Regions from separate parts of the Homo sapiens genome. Here region 2 is linked to region 1. Evidence: chromatin loops called from intact Hi-C (ENCODE). Cell type or tissue: PC-3. All regions are shown on one strand. Links, peaks and the distances in the headings refer to the core of each region. The heading gives the core; the rest is flanking DNA. Region 1 has its middle 44 kb from the start of LINC02869. Region 2 overlaps RRP15 (ribosomal RNA processing 15 homolog).

What was found. Peaks named below come from ENCODE experiments on the same cell type or tissue, not always from the same donor. Only the 100,000 strongest peaks of a DNase experiment are listed, where the experiment ranks them.
Region 2: it touches region 1 in a loop (6-fold over the local background); 8 of 110 quality-filtered maps call a loop at or near these places.

What each region holds. Positions count from the first base shown.
Region 1 is chr1:218,551,073-218,556,462 of GRCh38, forward strand. No RefSeq gene overlaps it. Among named protein-coding and RNA genes, the nearest start is that of LINC02869, 44 kb to the left of the region's middle. In PC-3, for the core only: CTCF peaks have their summits at 2,340 (motif pointing left) and 2,540; a DNase peak (open chromatin) is centred at 2,339.
Region 2 is chr1:218,336,979-218,342,368 of GRCh38, forward strand. RRP15 (ribosomal RNA processing 15 homolog) reads left to right here. Exons shown (of 5, transcript NM_016052.4): 5 at 1-1,005. It also overlaps the pseudogene RPS26P17. Among named protein-coding and RNA genes, the nearest start is that of TGFB2, 5.7 kb to the right of the region's middle. In PC-3, for the core only: CTCF peaks have their summits at 2,458 (motif pointing right) and 2,676; a DNase peak (open chromatin) is centred at 2,473; H3K27ac peaks cover 1,066 bases.

The DNA of each region.
Region 1 (5,390 bases), core at 187-5,186:
AGACAAAAATGTTTTCAAACTAAAGTAATTGATTCTGCATTGTGACATGTCGATAAATCTCAATGGCTGGCATTTGCTCTTCCATTGATTGATACATGGAGGACAGTTTCAGCTAGGCAAAGGGGGGAATTTTGTTCAGCAGATGTGGGGCTTTCAGCTTATAAACTGTGCTCTGTGTGAATGCCTGCAAAGGCAGATGAATAAATTCACTTGATTTTGGTTTTTGACTTATAAGCCCATGTATTTCATCCTTGATGCTGTACTGAGAAAAAATGTAAATCCCGTGGCCATGACTAGTTCCAGCAAAAGGTCTCCCAAATATTTCTCAACTCTATCATCACCATCACCAAAAATAAGCTCAAAATCTCACACCCTATTGAGACGGAAGAAGTGGTTTCAGTATGTTTGTTTGCAAAGGATGGAACATTTGGCTTTTACATATGTATTTGTGATTTTTTTGTGGTTATATAGTTATTACCTTCCCCCTCCCCTTACCACTTAACAAATGACATCAAATCCCTTTTCAGGAAGGAAACTGTCTAGGTAAGGCAAAACACCATTTACATACTAAAATACCATACAGTTGCAAAATAATATGTCCCAGGAAGAGTTTGGAAGGAGAGGGCAGAACACCTTAAAAACTAAATTGCTCTGCATAAGAAAATATGAAGCATTTACCCTGTTTAACACTTCTGAAGCAGGAGAGGAAGAGAGACAAATATGGTAGGATTGAGATGGGCTGTATGGCTATAACTTAAGGAAGCGGCAGCTGGATAAAATGGCCATGACATTATTTTGAAAGAACCTCAATGTCTATCTTCCAAGGCCCAGTGGTAAAATATAATCCCTCCTTCATTATCTATCATTTTAGTGTAATATTTTAAAATGAAAAACACTTCAAATAATTATAACAGACACTCATGTGTGCACTAAGAACAGATGTTAATATTTTATACTTTTGTTTCAGATCTGTTTTTTAAAATTTTATTTATTTATTTATTTATTTTGAGACGAAGTCTCGCTCTGTCACCCAGGCTGGAATCCTGTGGCCCGATCTTGGCTCACTGCAAGCTCCGCCTCCTGGGTTCACGCCATTCTCCTGACTCAGCCTCTGGAGTAGCTGGGACTACAGGCGCCCTCCACCACGCCCGGATAATATTTTTTTTGTATTTTTAGTAGAGACGGGGTTTCACCGTGTTATCCAGGATAGTCTCGATCTCCTGACCTCGTGATCCGCCCACCTCGGCCTCCCAAAGTGCTGGGATTAAAGGTGTGAGCCACCGCGCCCAGCCCTCTTTTTATTTTTTAAAAAGCCCTACATCACGCCTGTAACCCCAGTATTTTGGGAGGCTGAGGCAAGTGGATCACGAGGTCAGGAGTTTGAGACCAGCTTGACTAACACGGTGAAACCCTGTCTCTACTAAAAATACAAAAAAAAATTAGCTGGGTGTGGTAGCGTGTGCCTGTAATCCCAGCTACTTGGGAGGCTGAGGCAGGAGAATCGCTTTAACCCTGGAGGCGGAGCTTGCAGTGACCTGAGATCACGCCACTGGACTCCAGCCTGGGCGACAGAGCGAGACTCCGTCTCGAGGGGTGGGGAAAAAAAAAAAAAGTCCTACAAATAGAGCTAAAACTCTATCTTCCCCTTCCCCTTGTTTCTCTTCCAGAGGTAACCAATTTCCTAAAATAGTGAATATCACTTTCAGGTTTTAAAAAAAGAGTATGTATTCATTATATCTCATATATTCATTACTAATATTCACTATTATTCTTTATATTTCAATTTTTTACATAAGTGTTATCGAACTGCATTTTTGGTCTCAAAACTAACCTGTTTTATGCAACTTGCTTTTTTCACTCAACATTATGCGCTGTGTTGAAAAACAATCCTGGTTCATTCCTTTAACTGAACCGTAATGTTCATTATATATAAATTTAATGTCATTCACCAATTCCCCTGTGGAAGGAAGTTGAACTGTTTCTTTTCTTTTTTTTTTTTTGTCTCCAAACCTCCCTCAGTAGAAGTAAAGAGGGAGGACCCCGCCCCAACCTTAGACACCCACATTTCTCTGTCCCATAATACTCAGATTCTCCACCATTATCCACCTGGAAGAAGTCATTATGTCCTTTATGGCTATGTCAGTCACTGTGGTAAGCTCCAGACTCCCATACTCTTTAACTAGCGTGAGGTCCTCTCTCCTACACATTCCCAGCCTCTGCACTCCTTCCACTTTGCCCTTTGGAACCCACTGCCCTTTTCTTGAGTTTTCAAGGATTCATACTCCATATTTCCTCCAGATGTTCAGTTCTTGGTTCTAAATTAAACCCAGGCTCCCTCTTGCGGTCACTGCCTCCTCTGTGTCCTTTTACTTAGTGGCTGTTCTCTTCACTCATCTTGGAGGTGGGATGGTTGGCCTCCTTGCTTCTCATTGCAGTCTCCAAACCATTCACCATCCCTCTTCCCTTTGAGTCTCCTGTCATTGACTCTATCCACAACTCCTCCTTGTAACAGTCATTCTAAACCTAGGTTACCCCTCATTTCACAAAGACATTTAGTTTCTAGGCTAATGCTTCTCAAACTTCAGTGAACACATGAGTGTCTAGGGGGATCTTGCTGAACTATAGATTCTGACTCAGTAGTTCTGCATTGGAGCCTCAGATTCTGCTTATCTGACAAGAACCCAGTAATATGGAAGCTGCTGGACCACTCTTCAAGTAGTAAAGTTCTAGATCACTGTCACTTTCCCAACAGTACTACTATCTTTTTGAGGGGAGGATTTCAATCCCTATAGAGACAATCCTCCCAGCACCCTGTACTTCAGATCATTAGCCTTCTCTCCTCCAGTAAACTTGTTTCTATCTCAGACATTCCCTCCTCTACACCTTGTTATTACCCAAACTGGCAACCCTTTCATGATCTTAATTTTCAGCATCTAATTCTCCATCACCTCTTATCTTTCCTGCTCACTGATTCTATTCCCCAAACACAAACAAGTCTTGAACTTCCCTCATCCACTCAAACTTACAGTTTCTCCACCTCCCTCATTCTATTCATGTTCACTCTTAACTTTACCCAGTTTAGAGTCCATGGCAGTTGATTATAATCACTCTCTTGTATACGTGGCCAACTTCCTCGCCCCTTCTTTCTTCATCATACTCACTTGACAAAAATCTCAAACCTGGCTAATTACAATGCTCTGCCTACTACACATTTGCACCCATGCTCCTAAATGAAGACAAGGAAAAGGTTGCAGTCCTATTGGACCATGAGTCTCATGTTAAATTTATGAGCACAAACCTCAAGTGGAAGTGGAATGCCATCTGTCAATCACACTATCCCTATCCCATTTTCTCTCTTGCACTCTTCCAGATAGCAATTTTGTGTCTTCTCCTTCCTCAAATCTCCAATACCTCCTCCTCATTCCTCACTCTCAGTTGAAGATCTCACTTATTATTTTATGGAGAAAGCAAGAATGACAAGAAGACTTCACAAGCTCCCACCCTAACATACACTCAGGCATTCCTCCTTAGAACTCTACCTCTCTTACCTACTCAATGCCATGCCTCTAGAAATTGTCTCCTTCTCTTCCTGCATTATATCTTCCTCTCTAATGCACTGCATCTTCCTTTCAGCATAAAGCATACTTTTTAAAAATTACTATAAGTTCTGGGATACATGTGCAGAACGTGCAGGTTTGTTACATAGGTATACACCTGCCATGGTGGTTTGCTGCACCCATCAACCTGTCATCTACATTAGGTATTTCCCCTAATGTTATCTTTCCCCTAACCCCTCACCCCCAACAGGCCCCAGTGTGTGATGTTCCCCTCCCTGTGTCCATGTGTTTTCATTGTTCGACTCCCACTTATGAGTGAGAACATGTGGTGTTTGGTTTTCTGTTCCTGTGTTAGTTTGCTGAGAATGATAGTTTCCAGCTTCATCCACGTCCCTGCAAAGGACATGAACTCATCCTTTTTTATGGCTGCATAGTATTCCATGGTATATATGTGCCACATTTTCTTTGTCCAGTCTATCATTGATGGGCATTTGGGTTGGTTCCAAGTCTTTGCTATTGTGAATAGTGCTGCAATAAACATACATGTGCATGTGTCTTTATAGTAGAATGATTTATAATCCTTAGGGTGTATACCCAGTAATGGAATTGCTGGGTCAAATGGTATTTCTGGTTCTAGATCCTTGAGGAATCACCACACTGTTTTCCAGAATGGTTGGACTAATTTACACTTCCACCAACAGTGTAAAAGCGTTCCTGTTTCTCCACATCCTTTTCAAGATCTGTTGTTTCCAGACTTTTTAATGATCGCCATTCTAACTGGCATGAGATTGTATCTCATTGTGGTTTTTATTTGCATTTCTCTAATGACCAATGATGATGAGCTTTTTTCATATGTTTGTTGGCTGCATAAATGCCTTCTTTTGAAAAGTGTCTGTTCATATCCTTTGCCCACTTTTTGATGGGGTTGTTTGTATTTTTCTTGTAAATTTGTTTAAGTTCCTTGTAGCTCTTTGTCAGATGGATATACTTTCAGGGATCATTTCTATAGTTTGTTATCCATCTGGCTTTTTTCTTTTTTTTTTTAGATAAATTCTCACTCTGTCACCAGGCTGGAGTGCAGTGGTGCCATCTCGGCTCACTGCAACCTCTGCCTCCCAGGTACAAGTGATTCTCCTGCCTCAGCCTCCCGAGTGCTGGGACTACAGGTGTGCACCACCACACCGGCCAATTTTTGTACTTTTAGTAGAGACAGGGTTTCACCATGTTGGCCAGACTGGACTCGAACTCCTGACTGCAAGTGATCCACCCACCTCAGCCTCCTAAAGTCGTGGGATTACAGGCATGAGCCATCGTGCCCGGCCCCAAGCATACTTTTTTTTTCCACTTAAAAAAATAAAAGCCTCTTCCTCATTCGTCCTAGTTCTCTGCTCATTTCAAAGCAAGCTCCTTAAAATAGTTATCTACACCAAAGTCTTTGATTTCTCCCTCCCTACCCTCTTTTAAGCCCACCACAGTTAGGCTTTTGCCCATACTACACCTCTGAATTGGAATTTTTTTCTATCATAATCAACATTAGATGTCTTATTACCTTCAAATAAAAAAACTTTTAAAAACAGCTTAGTCACAGAATGCATAAATTATTAACTGAATGTGAACAGTTAAAACAAACACAATAACTAGCTGCATGCATACCCTGAAAATATGGGTTTACCTTTGACTGCCAGTTACTTACCATACAGGAAGCTGAAAATAGTTCTGCAGTCAGAACTGGCTAGATCAGTGTCTTACTGGTTGCCTACCTAATTGATTGATAGATTCACCTATTCATTTATCCACCTTTTGAGTTCTGAATTTACTAATTCACCCCACATT
Region 2 (5,390 bases), core at 277-5,276, 210 kb before region 1:
TTTTGGAATCACAACTGAGTTCAGAGTTCAGTTTTGAGTCCTACTAGTTTTGTTTCCTTGTGTAAGTTTCTTAACCTTTGTAAGGCTAGCATGTAAATCAGATACAATAATATATAGTTCAGGGTGTAAAGATTGGATTAATGTATGCAGTGTCTATCTAGCACAGTGCCTGTTATGTAGTAGCGTGTCAAGAGATGTTCTCTCTTATGCATTTGGAGGATTAGGTGCTGCACCTATAGGTTTCCATTCATTTCTCATCTATGTAATTCTGAGTCTTCCTTTTCTAGATAGAATTCCCCCCAACAAAAATTTAAAGTCTAACAGGTGGTAGGTGCTTATTGAGGCCCAGCAATTCTACTTCTGGAAACCTTCCTCAGGAAAAGATTCTGATGACAGAAAATGCTGTGTGAACAGTATTATATAGAATTGTTTTTAATAGCAAGAAATTTTTTAAAACTTACAAGTTCAGTGATATGAGGACATTTACATAAACTATCGAACCACCAGTCTTCTGTCAATTCCTTTTAAAATGATGGTTGTGAAGACTGATGAAAACACAGTGTCAATGATATGTTAACTGAAAAAGTAAGATTAAAAACATTATGGATAGTATAAGTTTCTTAAATGCCAACAATGCATGAGGTGAATAGAATAAGACTTTTTTTTAAAGAATGTAATTTTTGACAGTCTGAAAAGACAGGCCTTATATTTATATTGAGAAAAATGATCCTGACATTTAATGAGACACTAAAACAGTTTTTATTTTTTGCTTACTTATTCTGTTCTAGAATCCAAACTCTACATACTGTTTAATAGAGCATTATTGATATTAGCTGTATTAGATGACTGTATGAAGAGTCCTGTTTGCTAGAATCCTACTTTATCTTTTAAGTTTTGCTAATTACCCTGCAATGAATGTTGAACATAAAAAATTTGACTCCCTTTCCATGTGTCCACTGTTTCCTTGTGCCTTTTGATTAATAAAACTTTATTTTTAAGTGAGAACCTCTGTTTTCTTGATTTTTAAAAAAAGCCATTGCTATTTTGTTTTTAACCATCCTATTTTGCATAGTTCTATCACTTATTCAAGTAAAAGTTGGAACAGAACATGTAATAATAATAGCAAACATTTAAACAATATTGATTTTATGCCAGACAATATTTAAGGGTTTCATAATGCCCCTTAATTCATACCCTTTTCCTTATAACCCTGTTAGGTAGATGTTGTTATTGTCCCCATTATACAGATGAGGAAACAAGCAGTAAGTTTCAGTAACCTGCCCAAGGCCACACAGATAGTATAGTCCAATCCAGGTTTGAGTTACAGAGCTGCTATACACAATAGTGATTGCTCACATTGTAGATATTAATGTCTTATAGAAAATTAGATTCTAGAAATTGAACTCTTCTCTGGAAAGAAAAATGGGCATTCAGTATTTTGGTCTCATTTAACCATGACGTAAACCTATGGCCAATGGAAGGTAGTAGTAGATGCCATGCTCTTTCGGGTCCTCACTTCCAAGGTGACAAAAGGAACAATGATCATGCCAAAAAGGGTGGCAGCCACATGTGTGCCCAAGGACAGGGCTATTAAGAATTTCTTTATTCAAAACACAGTAGAGGCTGCAGCAAGTGTCTTCAATGCATATGTGCTTCCCGAGCTGTATGTGAAGCTACATTATTGTGTGAGTTGTGCCATTCACAGCAGGAAGCCTGCAAGAACTGAACATCTCCACTTCTATTTAGACCTGCAGATGCTGGCACCAAAGCTCATGTAAGGAGCTGAGTCTTTAAGGACTGAAGCAAAACTATCCTCTGGAGAAAAGTAAAATGGAAATAGTACTTAAAAAAAATTAATAGATGCCGTTAATCAGAAGGTGAAAATTTTCCTGGCTGTGTCAATTTAGAGTTAACATATCACCCCAGGCTGTTGTTGTCAGTTTATTCTGTAACTTGCTACTGGATAATTCATTATAGGTCTTGCCTGAGCATGTCTGATAATTAAAACTTTATATTTGAATTATCTGGATGCTGCAGAAATGGAACTACTCTACTGAAGTGGTATCCAATAATTTACTATATACAGCTATTGGTTTTTTATTCCTAAGATACAATATATTGGCTATTTGCTGCTCTGTTACTTAATGACATTAGATGACTCATAAATGTAAGTGGTTGACATTTTTGCTATTAAGAATTTAGATATTCAAATTATGCTTTATAAATGAGGATTAGATTTTTATCATGTTATTGCCTAGGAGATAACAGGTAACTAAAACTTGATAATTAAGGATATCCCATTGCTGTTGATCTAGCATCTTTTCTAAAAATGCATGTTTTACAATATTTATGTGAAACTAATTTTTATTTGATGTGCAGTAACAACAAATCAATGCAAAATTATACATTAATGAATTTAACAGTATGAAGTTTTAAGACATACCACAGCTTTCCTCTAGGTGGCATGATTTCAGCTATCATTGAGTCAACTGATAAAAATCCTTTTTCCCTACAAGCACACGAGTATGTAGTTTCTGAACAATCAGTATAAGTGTGACATTGATTAGATTTAATTGTTACAACTGGTTAAATAACCAGATTGACCTTATAATAGTCTATTGTTTAATGATCTTAAGTAACTTAAAATTGTAAGACAAAGTCCTCTTAAAGAAACAGATACAAAAAACTTGTTACCTCCAATAACCCAGCAGGCAAAATTATTTGTCTCTTCAGGTCACAATGACACACCCATTTCTGGATTTATTTCTTTGGCATATATTTATTTCTTATGGTAGATAGTGCTATTTGCTTGGAACAGTAATGATACTGCCTTTTTACTTAAAAGGACTCATATAGATGTAACAAATCTAAAGAGAAACCACAAATGGTAGGATTCTTGATCACAAAAATTTTCACGTTAACAGGAAACAGCCCCTTCAATTATGTGAAAGTAACTTTCCTGGTGTCCCTGGTTTTATGAAGCAGTTACTGTGTGCTAAACAAGAAGGATCAACATGTGAAAAGTCATTATTATGTGACCTGCAAGCATCAAACAACAAACAGAAACACTGTTCTTTTTTTTTCTGTACTGGCACTAAAATGGGAAGGGGGGCCAAACTCGTTTTTACCTTTGGGATTCTTTTTCTGTTGTTGATTTTCAAAAATTTAAAAATGAATTTCTCTGGCTATACAAAGAATACATAAAATGCTTGTTAATCCCATTATTGTTGTATTTATCTTCTCCTACCTTTCTCTGTGGGAGACTGCTTTCATGGAGCTCAAAAGAACTTGACCAAGCACCTCTCGGGGGTTCATTTTTGTGGCAGTGCAGGTTTATATTAATGCTAAAATTGTGCAAGTAGCATTTTCAAAATGTATCTCTGATGGTGATTTTTAGAATATGCTGCATAGGCAAAGGAAAAAAAAGGTCTTGGAAGTATGCAAAATATAATATCACCACTGTAACCGAAAAAAGGTGAAAGACTAACAGATGTATTCTTACAGATTTAAAGTGGCTTCATTTTAAATAAGGTAATTATCTGGGAGAGTCCTGATTTACCCCTGTTGTCTTAGTGTATCAATGAGTGGCATCCTCTTTACTGCAAAAAATGTTTGGATTTGTGTGACAAATGATGTAGCTACCCTAGTTATGAGAACTTTATTTTCTACTAAGATTTCAAATAATCATCAGTGAGAGTTTGTGGTCTGTAGTCTCCCGTTTTATAAATTATAACCATCTATATAGCTGTGCTTTTCAAAATACTTACATACTTAGGCTTTTAAAAATACTTATTTACTAATTTTTCCCTCTATCATAAACTACACTGAGGTTTTCTTTTTTTATGCAATTACTATTGACCCTTGGTTTTTATTTATTTATTTTTTTTTTAATTGCAGGCTAATCGAGGCAGCAGAACGGCATATTTGTTTGAAATGTAGGTTGGTAATTTTGGCAGTGGAAATTTAGACATTTGGAATTTTACCCAATCTATGAAGCCCACTGAGATGATGACAGACACATAAATTCATTTAAAGACCATGTATCTTTAAAAAAAAAAAAAAAACTTTTGTTATATTATACTCATTTTAATTATGAGAACACAGTCATATTTTTCTCTATCACTCACCTTCTCTTTTTCTTTCTCATCTTTTGTGTTTATTTTTAGTTGGCCAAAACACTCTCTCCATTTCTCCCCAGCAACCTCATTCTGGTTTCTTGCTTTGTGAAGTCTATCTGTGAACTTCTGTGGTGACAGAGTAAATGAAGGAGGAGTAGAGATTCTGTAAAGGTGAGTGTCAAGTACTGCCCTAAAAAATAAGGAAAATTCTGCTGCTGGTTTCTTTTTGTCAACATTAGGATTTTGTTAAGCACTTATCCATAGCGTTATGCTGTGTCCCAACTATTACCATATGTTCATTTATTTATATCAGTTACTAAATGCTATCTTAGTGGGTGAATTTCACCAGGGGCAAGAAACCAGAGGCTGCAGCTACAGGGATGACATAGCACAGGCCACTGTGAGACTGCCTCCCAAAGAAAGACTTTCCTGGAGAGCTAAAATTGTAGAGTTATGAGTGGCCCAAAAGCCACAAGCAGTAATCAATCAACTAATCATAATTCCAAAGGGTGAGATAATGTTCCCACAGTGTATCATTAGTGTGATGAGTTTATCTCTTTAAAGCCTCACAACCTGCTGATATGCTGTGGTTTTTCTTGGTCCTATCTCTTTATCTTTTACCACCTCTGATCTCTTTAAACCCACCCTGTTTCCATTTTCCTCCCCGCCCATTGTTTCCTCATTTTTCCTTAACACTTCTTCCTTAGATTAACCTTTAAATACAAATGGAAATAATAATCGGATTATTTTTTGTAAGGAAACCACCTTTCTGTTTCATTATTCATAACTAGAATAATGAAATAAAGCTGTTTATAGAAATGCATCTAGAACATGAGACAAAATTGATATAGACCAAACATTGTTCTTGAATAGTGGTATCAAATATAAAATTATAAATAAAATCTTAAAAGACTTTTGGTGTATTTTCATATTAAAGGGTTATTTTGCATTTATCAAGTATCACTATTTGGGGGGAAATGTAATCAATTACCGTCGTTCCATGTATTTCTTTTTTTCACCTCCTGATTTTTCATGCTTGAAACCGTTCTGGAAAGCTTCCAGAATTGTTACAAATGAAGTTATGCTTTGGTCAATGTTAGTAAGGACCTATGATCCATAGGCGTAAAACTCCAGGACAGGGATGAGTAGTTTTGTTTTCTTCAGCCTCTTGTAGAAATCCCACATTACTTAAGTGAATAGACCCATTGATGAGTGGAGAATGGCTAAGAGTGGAAACAGCTCCACTCTCTACCTCTGTAATTTCAAAACAAA